Regions from separate parts of the Homo sapiens genome. Here region 1 is linked to region 2. A link is an interaction called in ENCODE POLR2A ChIA-PET data of the cell type or tissue named here. Cell type or tissue: Panc1. All regions are shown on one strand. Links, peaks and the distances in the headings refer to the core of each region. The heading gives the core; the rest is flanking DNA.

Region 1 (9,593 bases), core at 3,154-8,153, 210 kb before region 2:
AAACATGGAGATCTCTCTGTCCTATAACCTCTACAATAGTTATTCAGGCCTTGTACTTAACTACACAGCCAAGTTTTTAGAATTAGAAACTTGATTTAGAACTCTAGCAAGTGAGGTGTTTTTCATTTTAATAGAAACATCAACTTTTCTATTAATTCCTATTTCTACCAAATTCTCTACCAAGCAACAACTCTCTTTCCTCCCTCTTTTGTTCAACACCTTCATGAGTTTCATGAATTATAACCTTTGAGAACACCTGAGTCACAAGTATACAATAAAAATGAGGATGCATATTATTCATCTCCAGGTCTGTCACCAATGTATCAGAGCCTAAGGCAGTCAGTTCCACCAGGGAATATAGACAGGTCACTTTAAAAAGAGGCCTCCTCTCTAAATTTTACTCAAATACTGCTATTCTCAAAATCCCCTTCCATATATCAGGAGGGAAAAAATAAGCCCACTGTCATTCCCAACACTGCCATTCTATGGTCCTGCCTTTTCTGAAACTTATATTAACACTTAAATTTTATTAGTAACATTACAACCTTAGCCTAGGTAGTATCTGACATGATTTTATACTTTGCATGCTATCTTCCCAATATCCGCCCCCTCCCCCCAGTACTACCCACCCTCTCCCTCCCATACAAACAAGAAACCAAATCAACTTTCATAGATTTAGGTGCTATTTTAAAAACATCAAAATTTTACTTTACCCATTCTCTCCGATGCTCCCTGTATTTTTTTAAGCTGTGAGTGGATGACCATGCTATGTGATCAACAACTGTGAAGGCTAAGCAAAAGTGAACTGAGTTTAGTATTGTAATTTCAAAAGAACCTTAAAGTTTGTAATATTTGACATATTTAATGGTATGCAGAATCCTATTTCACTGTACATTATCAGGCATTCATGGCAAGCAATTTACAAAAACAATCAGTATTTTGTACAGAATTAGCTTAGAGCTTAGCTTAGGGAAAACAAGGAGGGAGGAGAATGCAACAGCATACAAAGCAATGGAGACACTCCCATGTCTACAAATGGGGGCAGGGGAAGGGAAGCCCTCCCACATTCTCTAGGGTGGCAACTGAAGCCCTCCCCACAGGTATACTAGTTAAGGGTCACGTGTCACAGTGGGCTTGGGACAGGACAGTTTCCTTCCCTCTGAAATAAGATCCATAACCCCTCAGTGAAAGGAAAGCTAGAGCTAGAGAGGTGTACAACCAAAAGCTTAAAGCTTGTTTTCCTGACCCCTTGAATCCCTAAATGCAGAGAAACGTTCCTCCCTCTTTTTCCCTCCATTTCTTCCAACATAAGCTGCTGAGTTCACGTAATAATGTGGGAACTGTATAAAGATCCATGGCCAATTTCTAGTCTAGTCCAGGGCAGGAAGAGATCTAAAGCAGTGCACAAGTAAAACCTTGTGTCACTGGGCACAGTGGCTCATGCCTGTAATCCCAGCACTTTGGGTGGGCAAGGCAGGCAGATCACCTGCGGTCAGGAGTTCAAGGCCAGCCTGGCTAACATGGTGAAACCCCATCACTACTAAAAATATAAAAATTAGCTGGGTGTAGTGGCACAGGTCTGTAATATCAGCTACAGAGGCTGGGGTGGGAGAATCGCTTGAACCTGGGAGTTGGAGGTTGCAGTGAGCTGAGATAGCACCACTGCACTCCAGCCTGGCTCACAGAGCAAGACTCTGTCTCAAACCAAACAAACAAAAAACCCTTGTGTCTTCATGTGGAATCAAAGTAAAAGCGATGATTACTGCTGCACAGTAACTCTTATACTAAGGAGCCAATCTGATCATTTTTACATCTTCCTCAAACTTTCTCACCCACTCTACCAACTTCTCCCACCTACCTTTGTTGTTCCTTTAGAATTCAGCTTAAAATCCACCTATACAAATCCTTTTGTAATTAACCTTTTAAAAAAACATTACTCCCTTGCTACATGTTCCCCTGTTAATATATACACTCAGTTTAACCCACTGTATATTTAAACCATCCAAAGTATAGGGTTCATTTTACAAAAGGACTCATCACCATGTCTTAACATAATAATACAGATGCTTTGAAAACATTTAATATGTCTTGATCTATGTAAAACTTTCCAGGCATATATTTATTACATAAGGAAAGGGAAGAAAGAGTACTATGCCAAAGATGGCAACGGGAAAAAACAATTATGACAGTCTGCCTTCCAAATGTGACATCAAGTCGTTCCTAATAAAACAAAGCAGCTTTCCTTTCCTCCAGAAAATGTAAACACAAGGGTGCTATACAGCTCAGAAAAGCTATCCTTCTTAATCTTCTGGTTCATATGGTCCCATAAGTTTATAATCAGAAATAGGTACCAGTATCACCCCCCACCATAATCCCCATGACAAGCCAAACATTTTTAAAATGTGATGCCCACTGTAGAAGAAATCTCCAGAACAAGTTCATTCTTGCTGGATATGATCAAAGATTAATGTTTTTAAAATGTTAAAAATCTGGCCCACTTGTCTGTGAAAATCCATATCACAAGATTATAAGAATGAAACTGGGGAACAGCCTTGTTAGTAGAAGAAAAACCTTGTAGGATCTTTTGAAGCTAACCAGAATGGTGATGATGAAAATGTGAGAACAGGAATACTAAAGAATCTCCATTCCAAGGCTCTATTCCATGCCCTGCACCTATCTTCTCTCATTATATTAATACAAGCAAAGGGTCTTGGTAGCTGGCAGGGACCAATGCTATCATGTTTTGGGGGGTATGTGCTTTAGGAAATCTATCAGCCTATTCCTCTTCTTAAATTTACAAGAGACATCAGAAAAGCCTGAATAGTTACTTTAACATTAAGTCCTAAAATAGGTTATATAGAATTTATTTTAAGATATATGGCATAAAAAGTTACAGCCTGCTAAATTTTATATTTTGATACTTACTTGCAGAGCTGTAATTCTGACATAGTAACAATTGCACTCTGGATAGCCGGTGCCTTCTATCATCCAGAACTTTCTATATACAAAATTAGAAGTAACGAAAGCTATCTTTGGCTATCAAGCAATAGCTGAAAATAATCAAAGAAAAAGTAACTGGCTGATTTATCTATTAAAAAAGACAAGTTCTCATCAGCTGGTGATAGCTACAGAAGCCAACTAGAGCCTCCCCAAATCCAAAGGAAAAGAAATAAAAAAGAAAAAAAAAGATGAAAATATCAAGGGACAGAGGTGATAGACAACCCAATGATAAAGGAAGAAGTTAAAATGAAAAACAGATCACCATGAAGGAGACGTGAGCCTTAAAACTAAACAACACAGCAGAAATACTGCCTCACAGTGAATATGCAACAAATTTACAAAAAGGGTTGCCTCTGGGGAAAGGACTGAGACGGTGAAGGGGACCACAAAAGACTTTATTTGTAATGCTTTATGCACTTTTTACTTTTTTTTTTTTTTTGAGACGGTGTCTCACTCTGTCGCCCAGGCTGGAGTGCATTGGCACCATGTGGGCTCACAGCAACCTCCGTCTCCTGGGTTCAAACAATTCTCCAACCTCAGCCTCCCGGGTGGCTGGGATTACAGGCACCCACCACCACATCTGGCTAATTTTTATATTTTTAGTAGAGACAGGTTTCACCATGTTGGCCAGGCTGGTCTTGAACTCCTGACCTCAGGTGATCCACCCACCTTGGCCTCCCAAAGTGCTGGGATTACAGGCGTGAGCCACAGTGCCCGGCCTCTTTATCCATTTTTTAAAATTTGACAGAAATATACGAAATAACATTTGTTCAATCATACAGATGCTTGTTTGACCTCTGTACTTTTTAAAACATTTTTTTAAATGCAGACACCTATAATCACTATCACAGAACTTATTACTTAAAAATAAACATTCAAGTGTAATTCTTCATTCCCATTAGATTTTTGGTCAAAAGATGACAGAAGCAAATTATGTCTATAATCTCTAAGAAAAGGAAATAAAGATATAACTAAAGCAACTCTGCAACCTGGGTATCAATCTATTGCTATAAATAATTACTATACCCTAAAGCACATCAACCAATAAATATACAGAACACCATGTGCAGGGAAGCACTCCCTCTAACACAATGGAGTAAATTAAATTGTAACAGGAAGTTTTCAAAATATTTATACATGGTGTCCAGACTCACGTGAATCGACTGCTTAGTCCTAGCAACATGCCCTGCCGCTCTGCTCCCGTCCATAATGCAGGCTCACAGCCACTTTCCCTAGCATTTCTATCAGGCCTCTCTTTGATAAGCAGCTTTTCCCACAGCCAGGTACCTCTTCACATTCCCACTGTGGAACCAGTTGGTGAAATCCTGCAGAAACACTGACCCCCGTGGACCAAAGCACTAACGGAGAGGTGAGAAATTGAGCTAAATGAGGTAATTTCATCCTGGAGGTCTTGATGGACCTCTCTAGGGATCTCCTAGATCTCTCTGTCTCACAGGCTTGTATTTCTGTCCAGTCATTTCTGCTTACAGGCTTAGGTATATATATAGTTCAAACAGCTTTCCTTTCACATGAATACTCCCTGGAACAGTAATTTCCAAAGTATGAGATTTGCACAAAAGATGACTTTAGGTGTTACATGATTTTGCCAACAAGACATTTTAAATACCACTCAGTAAGGAAATTATTAATCACAATTAAGTCAAGAAAAAAAGTTCCCATTTTGCAACAGTACTTGTTTAATAAATTTAACAACTTCTAATTTTTAGCACAGGAACCCTAAGTGACAAGAGTCTAGTTACATAATACACCATTTTGTTTTCATTGTATTTATTTTTATGGTGGTATAAACTTTCATTTTAAAATTAACTTAAAATTTTTAGAAAGTGAGTTGACATAAAGGAAAATATTAAATAAACAGAAAACAGTAAATAATAATAAAGGCAAGGCCAGGCATGGTGGTTCACGCCTGTAATACCAGCACTTTGGGAGGCCAAGGCAGGTAGATCACTTGAGGTCAGGAGTTTGAGACCAGCCTGGCCAACATGGCAAAACCTCATCTCTACTAAAAATACAAAAATTAGCAGGGCATGACAGTGCATGCCTGTCATCTCAGCCACTCGGGAAGCTAGGGTAATCGCCTGAACTCGAGAGGCGGAGGTTGCAGTGAGCCAAGATCAGGCCACTGCATTTCACGCCTGGGAGACAGAGACTCTGTCTCCAAAAAATAAAAAATAAAAATAAATAATAATAAAGGCAATAAGTGTGACAAACATTTGGGAAACACTGATCTAGAAGAGGGTTTCTCAAACTTTTAATGTGTATCAGAATCACCTGGAAGGTTTCTAAAAACATGGATTGCTGGGGCCCATATCCAGAATTTCTGACTCAGTAGGTGGGTCCAAGAATTTATATTTCTAACAATACGACGTGATGCTGAGGTGATGCTGAATTGCTGCTCCAAGGACCACACTTGGTTTAGAATAACTAAACCAGAATGGTGATCAACAAGCTTTTGTTAGAGTCAAATGGTAAATGTTTTCGGTTTGCGGGCCATATGACTCTGTTGCAACCATTCAGCTCTGCTGTCGTAAGCCAAAGCAGCCATAGACATCATGTATATGAATCGGCATGGATGTGTTCCAATAAAACTTTATTTACCAAAAGCAGGAGGCCATAGTGCCAGTCCCTGATCTAAAACATACCTTCAAGTAACTTTAACTATTAAACTATTAAAGTTACTTTAAGAGAAAAGTCTACCATTTAAACTAATACTAGAGCACAGTACAGAACAGAACAGCCAGGTATATTATAGATACTATCCAATAATTATCAGTTAACTCTAAAAGAGAAAACTGGGGTCTGCAGAAATCTAAGGTATTAAGATTAAAAACAAAAACCATTTACCATATTCAGGAGACAAGATTCAGCAAGGGCAGCTGGTTAAATTCCTTTCATGTTGAGTCAAATAAGTCAAACATCAGTTGTACATGGTTCACAACTATACTGGAACATATGGGTCAATACTGAGTGCTTTTTGGAAAGAAGTTTTAAAGATTCTTTTCTATGCTAATAGCAAAATATGACATTTATTCAGCTGAATGGACTTCATGTTACTTTCTGACGGCTTTGACTTCTCAAAGTCCTAAGTTATTCAGTTCAAACAAAAACATGGAGCTGCAGATGATTTCAGAGTTTTCACAAATTAATTTCTCTATATCCTCAATAATCTTGCAAAACTGAACAACTGACCTATTTTGGCCCTGCCTTCCAATATCTATTCTAGCAGCTGCTAGTGCATGAGAACCTAAACAAAAAGGAAACAGAATAGCTTTTCTGCAAGTTTTGAATTCACAAGATTCCCTCTTCACTCCCTCATTCTTTTTCCAGTAAGATGTTCCAACTTCCTTCACCTTCTTATAGTTTCTTAGTAGATTAAGTTATGCCAAACTGCTTGTTTCCTCAAGAACTCTACATACTAACAGCAGTAGGCTTTAAGAATTCAGTCCTTTTCAAGCACCTTTCTGGAATTCCATCTTTGGGGAGTATCTGCCTCATTTAACTAGTCTTGCCCACTTATTGACCTTTAGTTTTAAACCATCTGCCTGTCTTCTCAACCCTCCTGCTTGCTGAACTCACAGCAACTTTAAGCTTCAATGCTTTGTATGAACCACCTGTTACTGAAGAGTACCTGATTCACTAAACCTGACCTTGATCCATGACACCTCATGGCCATTGAATTCCTACTACCCATCTTGAACACGTTGAACACTACCATCTATCCTTATATGACAACATCCAACCTAAACGAAAATAAAAGAATTTACTTGCTCCTTATAGAACTGATGCAGAAATAGACAAAATGATTTTTCTTTGTTTTGCTTATATTTACCTGAAGTAAAAGAATGTCTCAGAAGCATATGCTTACTTGAGGAGAACTAAACAACTGTAGAGAATCCAGGAACGATGCAATGTTATATGAAGTGATACTTTTATTGTTTTCTGGGCTGCTGTGTAGATAGAAATATTATTCAGAGTTCAAAATGCAAAATGAGGAAAACTTTTCTTTTTTCATTGATTCACTATGCAGGTGCTTTCAGTGTTTTGGATATGCCTGAAACTCTGATAAAGTTAAATAGTTAACTGAAACGCAGAGAAACTACTGTTTAATCCTATAAAACTCCTTATATTAAAGAATTTACAAGCTCTAGACTAAGAAATATCCTGTTATTATTTAAAAAATGTCTGCGTATACATTAAAGGCTCCGCCTCCTTCACTTAAAATGAACAATCCAAGTGGAATAAAAGAATGGCTCACAACTGACCAAGAAATGAATATGGTTCATTATGTTAATGAGAAAAAATTAAGAGAAAATGTTTTCAATGTTGATGAAAAGTCAAGGAACACAGATTACAGTAAAGATGATTTTATAAATAAAATCCATTAAAGAACGCACTACTTCAAACTTTGATTCAGTAATTTTGCAGAAAGGCAGAAATGTCATACTATCTTACAGATTACACGGTTATGTACTACTAACCTTACATTAGCAACAAGTAAATGGCTTTCTTAACAGTATTTTCCTGGGTATGAGGATGAGTATCCTTTCAGTTTTATATCCCACAAACTATAACTACTGTACAACTGATCAGCAAAAATATTATGATTAATATGTTAACTGAGGAAGTATATCCTACAATTTAGAAAGATTAACATTTAAAATAGTTAAAATTATTGAAAGTTTTAACTTGCCCGAAACAGTCCCTAACCATAAGGGACAATTAATGATGCTATAAAATTCTATCTAACATTCCTAGTCTACTTGTTGTTTTGGAGGGCAGGCTGCCATTCCTGCCTATTTTAATCTTTCGAAGGTGGTCTCTGCTCCCATTTAAAGGTATAAGCAATTAAGAGATACAGAACCCTCAGAACTACCTTCTATAACTTACCTAATTTCTAAGCTTAAAATGTAATCTAGGCTGGGCATGGTGGATCACCCGAGGTCAGGAGTTCGAGACCATCCTGGCCAACATGGAGAAACCCCATCTCTACTAAAAATACAAAAATTAGCCAGACGTAGTGGCAGCCACCTGTAATCCCAGCTACTCGGGAGGCTGAGGCAGGAGAATCACTCGAACCCAGGAGGTGGAGGTTGTAGCAGTGAGCCGAGATCGTGCCACTGCACTCCAGCCTGGGCAACAGAGACCCTGTCTCAAAAAAAAAAAAAAAAAAAAAAAAAAAGGATGTAATCTAAATCCACACCCTCAATTTTATTTAATTCTTATTGCTTGCATCTTCCCAGACTTTCCTGGGATCAAGACTAGAGACTTATGACCAAACTGTGTTTGTTGGCAAAGGGGCTTTAGCTAAGGAACATCCTTGCAATTAATCCAACTGAGCAAAAATCACAGTCTGTGTGAGGGTACTGGGTTCTTCCAACTGTCACACAGACAATTCTCAAACTGTTTCTTGGATTTTCCTGTGCAACTCCTCCCTGCTTTCAAATAGAATGAATATGTTCAGGGAAAACAAATTATCCCTCTCCCCTCTGCTAACAACTAAAACAGAAAGATATTTATAAAACGTAATGAATCATAAACAAGATAAAATAAACTAGTAATTACTATCTACTTATAGCTCCTTTCTAAAAAAACTTAAAATATATTTATTTTTCAACATTTCTGAGTATAACATAGGAAATTATTTGGTTTCCCATATAACAAATTACAGATTTAACTTGAGGCAAAAAAGGTTAAGTGACTTACCCAAGGTTACAATTAGAGGTACAGCTGGGGCTAGAAACCAGGTCTCCTGAGTCTCAGCCCAGTGCTCTTTTCCTTAGCCCATGATGCCTTATCAGAAAAATCCAAATACAGTCAGACCCCCAGTTATATGGGTATGAGTTACACTGATTCACATATACAAACTTTATATAGTGTGACCAATGTTTCAACTCACGCGGTACCCTGCTTCCATTTATGCAGTATGCCAGGCATCGGCACGATTTTCAGTGGCACACAGGCGGTTGCCACCACCAGGGCCCTAGGCAAAATTGCAAAGAAGGCAGAGTTTGTCTTTGGCCCTCCCACCTCCCTTATGCATTTCTCTCCCACCTCCTGGCAGTCCCCCTGCCCAGCCTCCCGGCACCATCATGCTGCCCTCAGATTGTCTAAAGCCCCCAACTTCCACCACTCACCCAGGAATGTCCTTTCTTGAAGTGCCCAGTGATCCAAAATTACCTCTCCATTTCCCTGCTAACAAAATTCCTACTCCTAAGGATTCCAGTGAAGTTTAGGTAATCTAAATGATTAACTACTTTATGTAATTCAAGTTAAGGTATATTTAACTAACAGACTTAAATCTCCAATGAATTTTAAAAGGAACTAATTAAAAACTGTCAGGAAGGGGAGGGGGAAGAAACCTTGAGGGGGTGAGGAGGTAATGTTTTCCCAAAGCCCCAGGACTCTGTGCCACTTCAGATTCCTTCACAGACAGGACACTAAGAGTGGAGGGGGTCACTGCCACCTTGAACCCCACTTCCAAAAAAGAGAGTCGCTGCTTTATAGTCTCTGGAATTAAAAAAAAAAAAAAAAAAGGACAGAGTTGCCTTAAATACCCTCCTACCTACCTTTTC
Region 2 (9,593 bases), core at 2,179-7,178:
GTTTTTTGAGACAGGGTCTCACTCTGCCACTCAGGCTGGAGTGCAGTGGCGCCATCTTAGCCCACTGCAACCCCTGTCCCCCAGGCTCAAGTGATCCTCCCACCTCAGCCTCCCAAGTATCTGGGACCACAACTACACGCCACCACACCAGGGTAATTTTTGTATTTTTAGTAGAGATGGGATTTCACTGTGTTGTCCGGGCTGGTCTCAAACTCCTGACCTCAAATGATCCGCCTATCTCAGCCTCCCAAAGTGCTGGGATTACAGACGTGAGCCACCATGTCCAGCCTAAAGTTGATTTAACAATAGAAAATACTTCAAATAATTTGCCACAAGAATAAAGGAAAATGATATGACCGTCTTAATAGATGAAGAATACAACATGCTATACTTCAACATCTGATCCTTATAAAACCTCTTAGCAAACTAACACTACAAGGGAAGTTCCTTAATCTGATAAAGGATATCTTTAAAAATCTACATTAAACATCATACTTAATGATGAAATGCCATTTCTTAATGATGAAATATCATCAAAAGCTTTTCCTTTGAGATAAAAAACCTTACAAGGATATTTCTTTTTTTACTTTGTTGGTTTTTTTTTTTTGAGATGGCGTCTAGCTCTGTCGCCCAGGCTGGAGTGCAGTGGCGCAATCTTGGCTCACTGCAACCTCTGCCTCCCAGGTTCAAGCGATTCTCCTGCCTCAGCCTCCCAAGTAGCTGGGATTACAGGTGCATGCCACCATGCCTGGCTAATTTTTGTATTTTTAGTAGAGATGGGATTTCACCATGTTGGCCAGGCTGGTGTGGAACTCCTGACCTCAAGTGATCTGCCTGCCTCTGCTTCCCAAAGTGCTGGGATTACAGGCATGAGCCACTGTGCCTGGCCGGGTAGGTATGATTTCTTAGATTCTGTTGCATACTCCTCATGCTTTGGCAACCCACCACCACACCCCCCACTGTCCCTGTCACCCCACTGCAATCACTTGGTGAGTAAATGAATGACTAGATATCTTACTTCACTGATTATATATATAGAAAAACATCAATATACAGAGATACATTAAGATAGCTAGAAGCAAATCTAACAAAACACATAAAAAGACCAATACAAAGGCAAAGCATGGTGGCTTATGCCTGTAATCTCACTGTTTTGGGAAGCCAAGGCAGGCGGATCGCTTGAGCCCAGGAGTTCAAGACCAACCTTAGCAATGTAGTGAGACCTGTCTCTATTTAAAAAGTTTAAAAAATTAGTTGGACACAGTGGCATACACCTGTAGTCCCAGCTACTTGGGAGGCTGAGGCACAAAGATCACTCAAACATGGAAGGCAGAGGTTATAGTAAGCCATGATCCAGCCACTGCACTCCATCTAGGCTGGGTGAAAGAGCCAGAGCTTGTCTAAAAAAAAAAAAAAAAAAAAAAATCCAATACAAAAAAAAGCACAAAACCTGACTAAAAGAACTTAAAGGTCTGGCCGGGCACGGTGGCTCACACCTGTAATCCCAGCACTTTGGGAGGCCCAGGCAGGTGGATCACCTGAGGTCAGGAGTTCAAGACCAGCCTGGCTAACATGGTAAAACCCCATCTCTACTAAAAATCCAAAGATTAGCAGGGTGTGGTGGCGGATGTCTGTAATCCCAGCTACTCAGGAGGCTGAGGCAGGAGAATCGCTGGAACCCAAGAGGTGGAGGTTGCAGTGAGGCAAGATCACGCCACTGCACTCCAGCCTGGGCAACAAGAGCAAAACTTCGTCTCAAAAAAAAAAAAAAAAAAAAAAAAGAAATTAAAGATCTAAATAAATGGAGAAAGATACCATATTCATGGTTTTAAAGACTTAATTTAAAACTATCAATTATCTCCCAACTCATCCATGGATTCAAAGCAATACAATTAAAATCCTGACAGGTTTGTTTTTGTGTTTGGATTTGGCAGGCTTGTTTTAGAATTCATACTGAAAGATAAAGAGCCAAGAATAGCCAAGACACCCTTGAAGAACACTAACAAGATGGCAAAACTTGCTAGACCCACTACATGTGAAACTTGATTACAAATCTGTAGTAATTAAGGCCGTATGGCATTGAGGGCAAGGATACACAAATGGATCAACAGAATACAGAGTTCAGAAGCAGACATATCTAAACACTGGAATTATTTTCCAAAGGTGGCGGAATAGTAGGAAAAGACTGATCTTTTCAATAAATGGTCTGAAACAATGAGTTATTCTCATGGAAAAAAAAATAAAATTTGACCTCTGCTTCAGTCTACACAAAAATCAATTCCATGTAGAATATGGACTTAAATATAAAAGAAAATCAGGAAATAAACAACATACCCTAAATAACAAATGGGCCAAAGAAACCAAAAACAAAATTAGAAAATACTTTGAGATAAATGAAAGATACAATATAACAAAACTTACGGGATGCAGTTAAAACATTTCTTAGAGGAAATTTTATAGTTGTAAATGCCTATATTTAAAAAAGAAAATAAGAAAGACCACAAATTAATAACCTAACTGTAAAAAAAAAAGAGAAAACTAAACATAAAGCAAACAGAGGAAGGGAAAAATAAAGATTAGAGCAGAAATCAATTAAACAGACAAGAGAATGGAGAAAATCAATGAAACCAGAAGCCGGTTCCTTGAAAAGATTAAGAAAACTTATAGCTAGACTGACCAAGAAAAAAACAACAAACTCAATTTACTAGAATCAGAAATGAAAGAAGGCAATACTACTGACCTTAGAGAAATAAAAAGGATTACAGAGGAATACTGTGAACAATTATAGGCCAATATATTAGATAATTTAAGTGAAAGGGACAAATTCCTAGAAAGACATAAACTATCAGAACTGACTCAAGAAGAAATACTATTAATAGACATACAACATGGATGGATGTGCACAGATTGAAAGACTTAATGTCATTAAGATAGCATTAACCCCCAAACTGATCTTTAGAGTCAATGCAATCCCTAAATAAATTGGATTAATGATTTAAAAACTACAATGAAATAAAAAGCCCAGGCCCAGATGGCTTCACTGCTTAAAATCATACCACTTAAAGAAGAGTTAATACCAGCTCTTCATAAACTCTTTCAAAACACAGAAGACGGAACTTTTCCCCTTATACTATGTGGCTAGTATTACCCCAATACCAAAACCAAAAAAAAATTACAAGAGAAGAAAATGACCAATATATTTTTTGAATATGGACACAAAATCCTCCAAAAAATTCTTAGCAAATGGAATCCTGTAATGTATTAAAAAGATTATTCACGATGACCAAGTGAGATTTATTCCAGGAATACAAGGGTGGTTTAACATTCAAAAATCAATTAATATACCATATCAATAGAATAAAACCCAAAAACTAAATGATCATCTCCATAGCTAATAGAAAAAGCAGTTCCATTAACATCCTTTCATGATAAAAAACATTTGGAAGTTCCCCCACCTGGAAAGAACATTTACAAAAAACCCACAACAAACATCATTCTTAACAGTGAAATACTGGATGCTTTCCACCTACGATCAGGAACAAGACAAGGATATCTGCTCTCAGCACTTCTATTCAACATTGTACTGAAGGTTCTAGCCAGGGCAGTTAGACAAGAAAAAGGAAGAAGAGGTATCCAGACTGGAAAGGTAGTAGCAAAACTATCCTGATTCACAAACATAATCTTATATATAGAAAATCCTCCCCAAAATCTGCAAGAAAGCCAATAAATGAGTTCAGCAAGGTTTCAGGATACAATCAATACAAAAATCAGTAGTACTTCTATTCTCTTGCAATGAACAATTCAAAAATGAAATTAAGGGAACAAGTTAATTTACAATAGCATCAAAAATAATAAAGTACTTAGTAATAAATTTATCAAAAGAAATGTAAAACTTGCCCCATAAAAACCACCAAATATTGCTGAAATTTAAAAACACCTAAATAAATGGAAAAACATTCCATGTGAATGGATTTAAAGACTTAATGTTATTAAGATAGCATTAATCCCAAAACTGATCTTTAATGCAATCCCTATCAGAATCCAATCTGGGTTCTCTGTAGGAATTGATAAGCTGATTCTAAAATTCATATTGAATTGCAACAGATCAGAGTAACCAAAACAATCTGGGAAAACAAACAACAAATTAGGAGGCCGCATACTTCCTGATTTCAAAACTTGCTCTAAGTAAGGAAGATAGTGTGGTATTAATGTAAGGATACACATATAGACCAATGGAAGAGAACTGAGTCCAGAAGAAATGAATCCATTTGTCTATGATAAACTGATTTTCAACAAGAGTGCCAAGACCATTCAAAGGGTGAAAGAATAGTCTCTTCAACAAATGGTGCTGGAATAACTGGATATTTACAAGCAAAAGAATAAAGTTGGACTTTTACCTCATGCCATTTACAAATGTTAATTCAAAATGGATCAAAGACCTAAAAGCTAAGATTATAAAACTCTTAGTGGAAAACACAGGGGAAAATCTTCATGACTCTGGACTTGGCAATGGAATCTTAAATATAACCCCAAAAGTACAAGAAACAAAAGGCAAAAAAAAAAAAAAGGATAACTTTGACTTCATCAAAATTAAAAACTTTCGTGCTTCAAAAAAAATACTATTAAGAAAATGAAAAAATCTATAGGATAGGAGAAAGCATTTGCAATTTGTGTATCTGATAAGGGACTGAACCTAGAATATATGGGAACATGTGAAACTCAATAATAAAAAGACAAATAACTTATTTAAAAAATGGGCAAAGAACTTAAATAGACATTTCTACAAAAAAGATATGCAAATGGCCAACAAGCACATGAAACAATGCTCAACATCATTAGTCATCAGGGAAATGCAAATAGAAACCACAAGATTCCACTTCACACCACTAGAATGGCTAGAGTCAAAAAGTCAGATGATAACAACTGTTGGCAAGAACGCAAAGAAATCAAAACGCTTATATACTGCTGATGGGAATGTAAAATAGTGCAGTTTCTTTGGAACAGTCTGGCAGTTCCCCAGACAATTACATATACAGTTACCATATGACCCTGTGATTCCACTCCTAGGTATAAACCTGAGAGAATTGAAAACATACATACAAACAAAAACTTACACAAAAAGTATAATGTTTATAGAAGCAGCATTCGTAACAGGCAAGAGGTGGAAACAACACAAGTGTCTATCAACTGATGAATGGAAAAAACTAAAAGAGGTATATTCATAAAACGAAATATTATTTGGTCATAAAAATGAATAAAATACTGATAGATGCTACAACATGATGAACCTTGTAAACACTATGCTAAGTAAAAGATGCCGATCATAAAGACCAAATATTATATGATTCCATATATATATGAAATATCCAGAGCAGGCAAATATATAATGACAAAGTACATTAGTGGTTGCTCAGGGCTGGGGGAATGGGGCAATAGGGGTTGATAGCTGAAGAGTATGACTTTTTTTTTTTTTTGAGACGGAGTATCGGTCACCCAGGCTGGAGTGCATTGGTGCAATCTCAGCTCACTGCAACCTCCGCCTCCCAGATTCAAGTGATTCTCGTGCCTCAACTTCCTGTGTAGCTGGGATGACAGGCATGCGCCATCACGTCCGGTTAATTTTTATATTTTTAGTAGAGACAGGGTTTCACCATGTTGGCCAGGCTGGTCTCTAACTCCTGACCTTGTGATCCGCCTGCCTCGGACTTCTAAAATGTTGGGATTACAGGTGTGAGCCACTGCGCCCGGCCATTTCTTTTTTTTTTTTTTCCGGAGACGGAGTCTTGCTCCGTTGCTCGGGCTGGAGTGCAGTGGCGCAATCTCGGCTCATTGCAACCTCCGCCTCCCGGGTTCAAGCGATTCTCCTGCCTCAGCCTCCCAAGTAGCTGGGACTACAGGCGCACGTGGCCACGCCCTGCTAATTTTTTGTATTTTAGTAGAGTCGGGGTTTCACTGTGTTGCCCAGGCTGGTCTCGAACTCCTGAGCTCAGGCAATCCGCCCGCCTCCGCCTCCCAAAGTGCTAGGATTACAGGCATGAGACACTGTGCCTGGCCAACATTTCTTTTTGAGATAATGAAATGTCCTAAGATTGACTGTGGTGATGGTTGCACTTAAGCTGTGACTATACTAAAAAACCAACTGTACACTTTAAAAGGGTGAATTGTATGATATGTTAATTATATCTCAATAAAGCCATATATAAATAAAACTATAAATTAAAGATGTAGGTCATCATATCTACGTTAGAATGAAAGTGACCTTTCTAAAAACATGACACCAATGTTAGAAACCATGTAAGACATATTTCACATGAAACATATCCTTTATGTTCAAATTTTCTTTTCTATTTAAAATATATATTAGGGTTTTGTCTTTTCTAATTTACTAATCTTTGTCTTTTAACTGGAGAACTTAATCCTTTAAAATATAATGTAATTACAGAAAATTTGTGCTTAAAAAGAAAAATAGGCTATTAGAAGATAATATCAGAAGTGATTGGGCACAGTGGCTCATGCCTGTAATTCCAGAGCTTTGGGTGCCCAAGGTGGAAGGATTAGTTGAAGCCAGAAGTTTGAGACCAGCCTGGGCAACATAGCAAGACCCCATCTCTACAGAAAATTTTAAAATTAGCCAGGCACAGTGGCGCATGTCTGTAGTTCCAGCTACTTGGGAGGCTGAGGCAAAAGGATCACTTGAGCCCAGGAGTTTGAGGCTGCAATGAGCTATGATTGTGCTACTGCACAGCCTTGGTGACACAGTGAGACACTGTCTCTAAATAAATAAGTAGATAAATTTTTTAAAAAGAGGATACCAGAAAATATAATCTTGAGCTAGGAAATGGTTTCTTTTTTTCTTTTTGAGATGGAGTCTCACTCTTTGTGCCCAGGCTGGAATGTAGTGGCGCAATCTCAGCTCACTGCAACCTCTGCCTCCCAGGTTCAAGCAATTCTCCTGCCTCAGCCTCCCAAGTAGCTGGGATTACAGGCATGTGCCACCATGCCCAGCTAATTTTGTATTTTTAGTAGAGATGGGGTTCCATCATGTTGGTCAGGCTGGTCTCGAACTCCTGACCTCAGGTGATCCACCCACCTTGGCCTCCCAAAGTTCTGGGATTACAGGCGTGAGCCACTGTGCCTAGCCGGAAATGGTTTCTTAAACAAGATACAGAAAGCACTAAACATAAAGAAACAGATCAATGTGACTATTTTTCAGCCTACAAAATCTTTAATAATTACAAATATTTACTGAGAGTTTACTATGTATATCAAGTTAAGGACTTTACATACCTCATACCATTTAATCTTCACAAGAACCTACAATGAGTCAGTACCATTTTTTCCCTGTTTTACAGATGATGCTTAAGGAGGTTAAGTATTTCACCTAAAGTCACACAGCAACTATGCCAGGGTTGAAATTTGGGTCTATCTGATTCCAAGCCCAAACTCATAATCACTACCCTAGAGGCCGTGCCAGTTTTGGGGGAAAAGTTCTTCAACTCTTTAGTCTCTAAAACCAGCAGCTTTCTCCTCCTTTTTTATTTTATTTTTTTAAACCACTGTCTTACATTCAATGTTTCTATTTTTTCATCATCTGTTTGCCATCCCTTCTGCCATACCCTTTATGAGAATTCCCAGTCTGAGTTGTTACTCACTCACTCCTGATCTCCCTGCAACCTAGCTTCAAGCTCCAATAATAATGATATCCTAATCAGATATGGCAATGTAGGAAACTCTAATTAAAATGGCCTTTTCTCAGTCTTCATTTCTACTGACCTTTTGTATCTCCTCCTTCTTTAAATGTGATTCTCCTTAATTTGTCAGTCATACTTTTAATTTCTCATTCAACAAATAAGCAGTTGGCATCAACTTTGTGCAAGCATTGTGCCCAGTCCTGGGACACAAATGTCAAAAGACACAGTCTCAACCATCAATGAGCTTGTTTAGATTGAAGATAATTAGGCAACTGACAAATAATAAGCAGAATGGAGACATTTTGTGTGTGTGTATTGCAGGACATTTTAGTGGTTAAGTCTATGTTGGAGTCAGACAAAAGTTTGAGATCTGCATTTGCCACTTGTTATGTTAGTTGTGTAAGCCTGAACAAGTTACTCAAAGTAGTTTAAGAATTAAGTCAATCATTACAAATTATTTCCTGTTTACTTTAGAAAAGCAGGATGCTATTGGTGTTTGTGAGACACTGAACAATGTAATACAGACCCTGTTATACAAGTTAGAAGAATGCCTGAATTTAAATAGTTTATTAAAATTATAATAATTAAACATAAACTCTATCTTATTGGTACCAAAAAAAGGTTCTTCTGGTACATTTGACATAGCCTTCTACTGCTGGAGTACATTATAAAATCAATATATAAACTACATTGACACAATTTCAAAGGAAAAAGCTTGCCTTTTGAGGTTAGAAGTACACTCTGATGTCCTAACTTGGATAATTCTAGGTGTATACTATAGATAGGATATTGAGTAACCATACTAGACTATGGAAAAGACATATACAGACAAAATGTAAACATTTAATAAATTGGACCACACACCAAAATTGGTAAATTTCCCCAAGACTGACTCTAGGTAGAAAGGCAAGAATGTATTTCATTTATTTGTTCTTACTAACGGGTGAAAACTCTAAAGATACCAAATTGCTAATCGAGTCTCTTACTAAACTGCTGATGCTGGAAACAAGCCAATTAGGCAGACTTGGGGGACTCCTTAGTTGAAATGACTATTACCCCAAGAATGCATTTTATTTAATATATAAGTATATACTATGTGCTCAAGTGTATACTAAGCAATTCAATTTGGAGGGCAAGGGTAGGATTTTTAAAGTTTGACACATGCAGAAATTTTACATGTAAATTTTGGTGGCTTCTGACATCAACTAAAGTAATAACCATGTTAAATGATCTATTTATACCCACATATTTGTATATAGATATAGTGTAGAACATATTTTCTATTCTATATCTATGTATGTATCTACCTATATCTATATATTATATATGTATATATGTGTATGTGTTAAATAAAATTATGTTATTAAAATGTTAGTAAAGTTATGTGTTATTTAAAACATGTTAAATGAAACAAAAGGAGGTAATAATCTATGGCCTCCTGTGTTTTCTCGGTTTCCTATAAAACGAGAACTACAATAGCCTCTAACCACAGGCTTGTCAGGGAAACTAAATAATGGATTTAAAGTGTTCTGCATGGTGCCTACAAGTTAGCCAATTAAGTATTTATAAAATGTCCACCATTTTTGCCTCTTGGGCTAACCTTTGTTGACGTGTACCAAGCAGAGAAAGAAGGAAGTCATTCCAGGAGTGAGAATGTTGCACACAAAGCTATGGTGGTAAGAGAGCATGGCATGTGGAACAAATTCAGTGGTTGGACTGAAGATAACAAGACTGACTAAAGGCAGGAACACTATTTAAAGGGCCAAAATAAGAGGTGAGAAACTCCTGGGTTAGAATAGTAGCCAAGGAGAAGAAGGGATAGATAAAAGAGATATCTAGGATGTATAGCTGATAGGAACTGATGATTACATGGAGATGAAGAAGAGAGTCAACAGATATGCC

Evidence for each region. Peaks named below come from ENCODE experiments on the same cell type or tissue, not always from the same donor. Only the 100,000 strongest peaks of a DNase experiment are listed, where the experiment ranks them.
Region 1: POLR2A ChIA-PET joins it to region 2 with 7 read pairs; 2 of 35 experiments call an interaction of 5 or more read pairs at or near these places.

The regions. Positions count from the first base shown.
Region 1 is chr7:139,362,584-139,372,176 of GRCh38, reverse strand. All of the region lies in intron 2 of FMC1-LUC7L2 (FMC1-LUC7L2 readthrough), which reads right to left. The region is part of intron 1 of LUC7L2 (LUC7 like 2, pre-mRNA splicing factor); the gene reads right to left. Among named protein-coding and RNA genes, the nearest start is that of LUC7L2, 7.5 kb to the right of the region's middle. In Panc1, for the core only: no CTCF peak of the experiment used is centred there; no DNase peak of the experiment used is centred there.
Region 2 is chr7:139,149,328-139,158,920 of GRCh38, reverse strand. All of the region lies in intron 7 of IFT56 (intraflagellar transport 56), which reads right to left. Among named protein-coding and RNA genes, the nearest start is that of IFT56, 20 kb to the right of the region's middle. In Panc1, for the core only: no CTCF peak of the experiment used is centred there; DNase peaks (open chromatin) are centred at 4,949 and 5,121.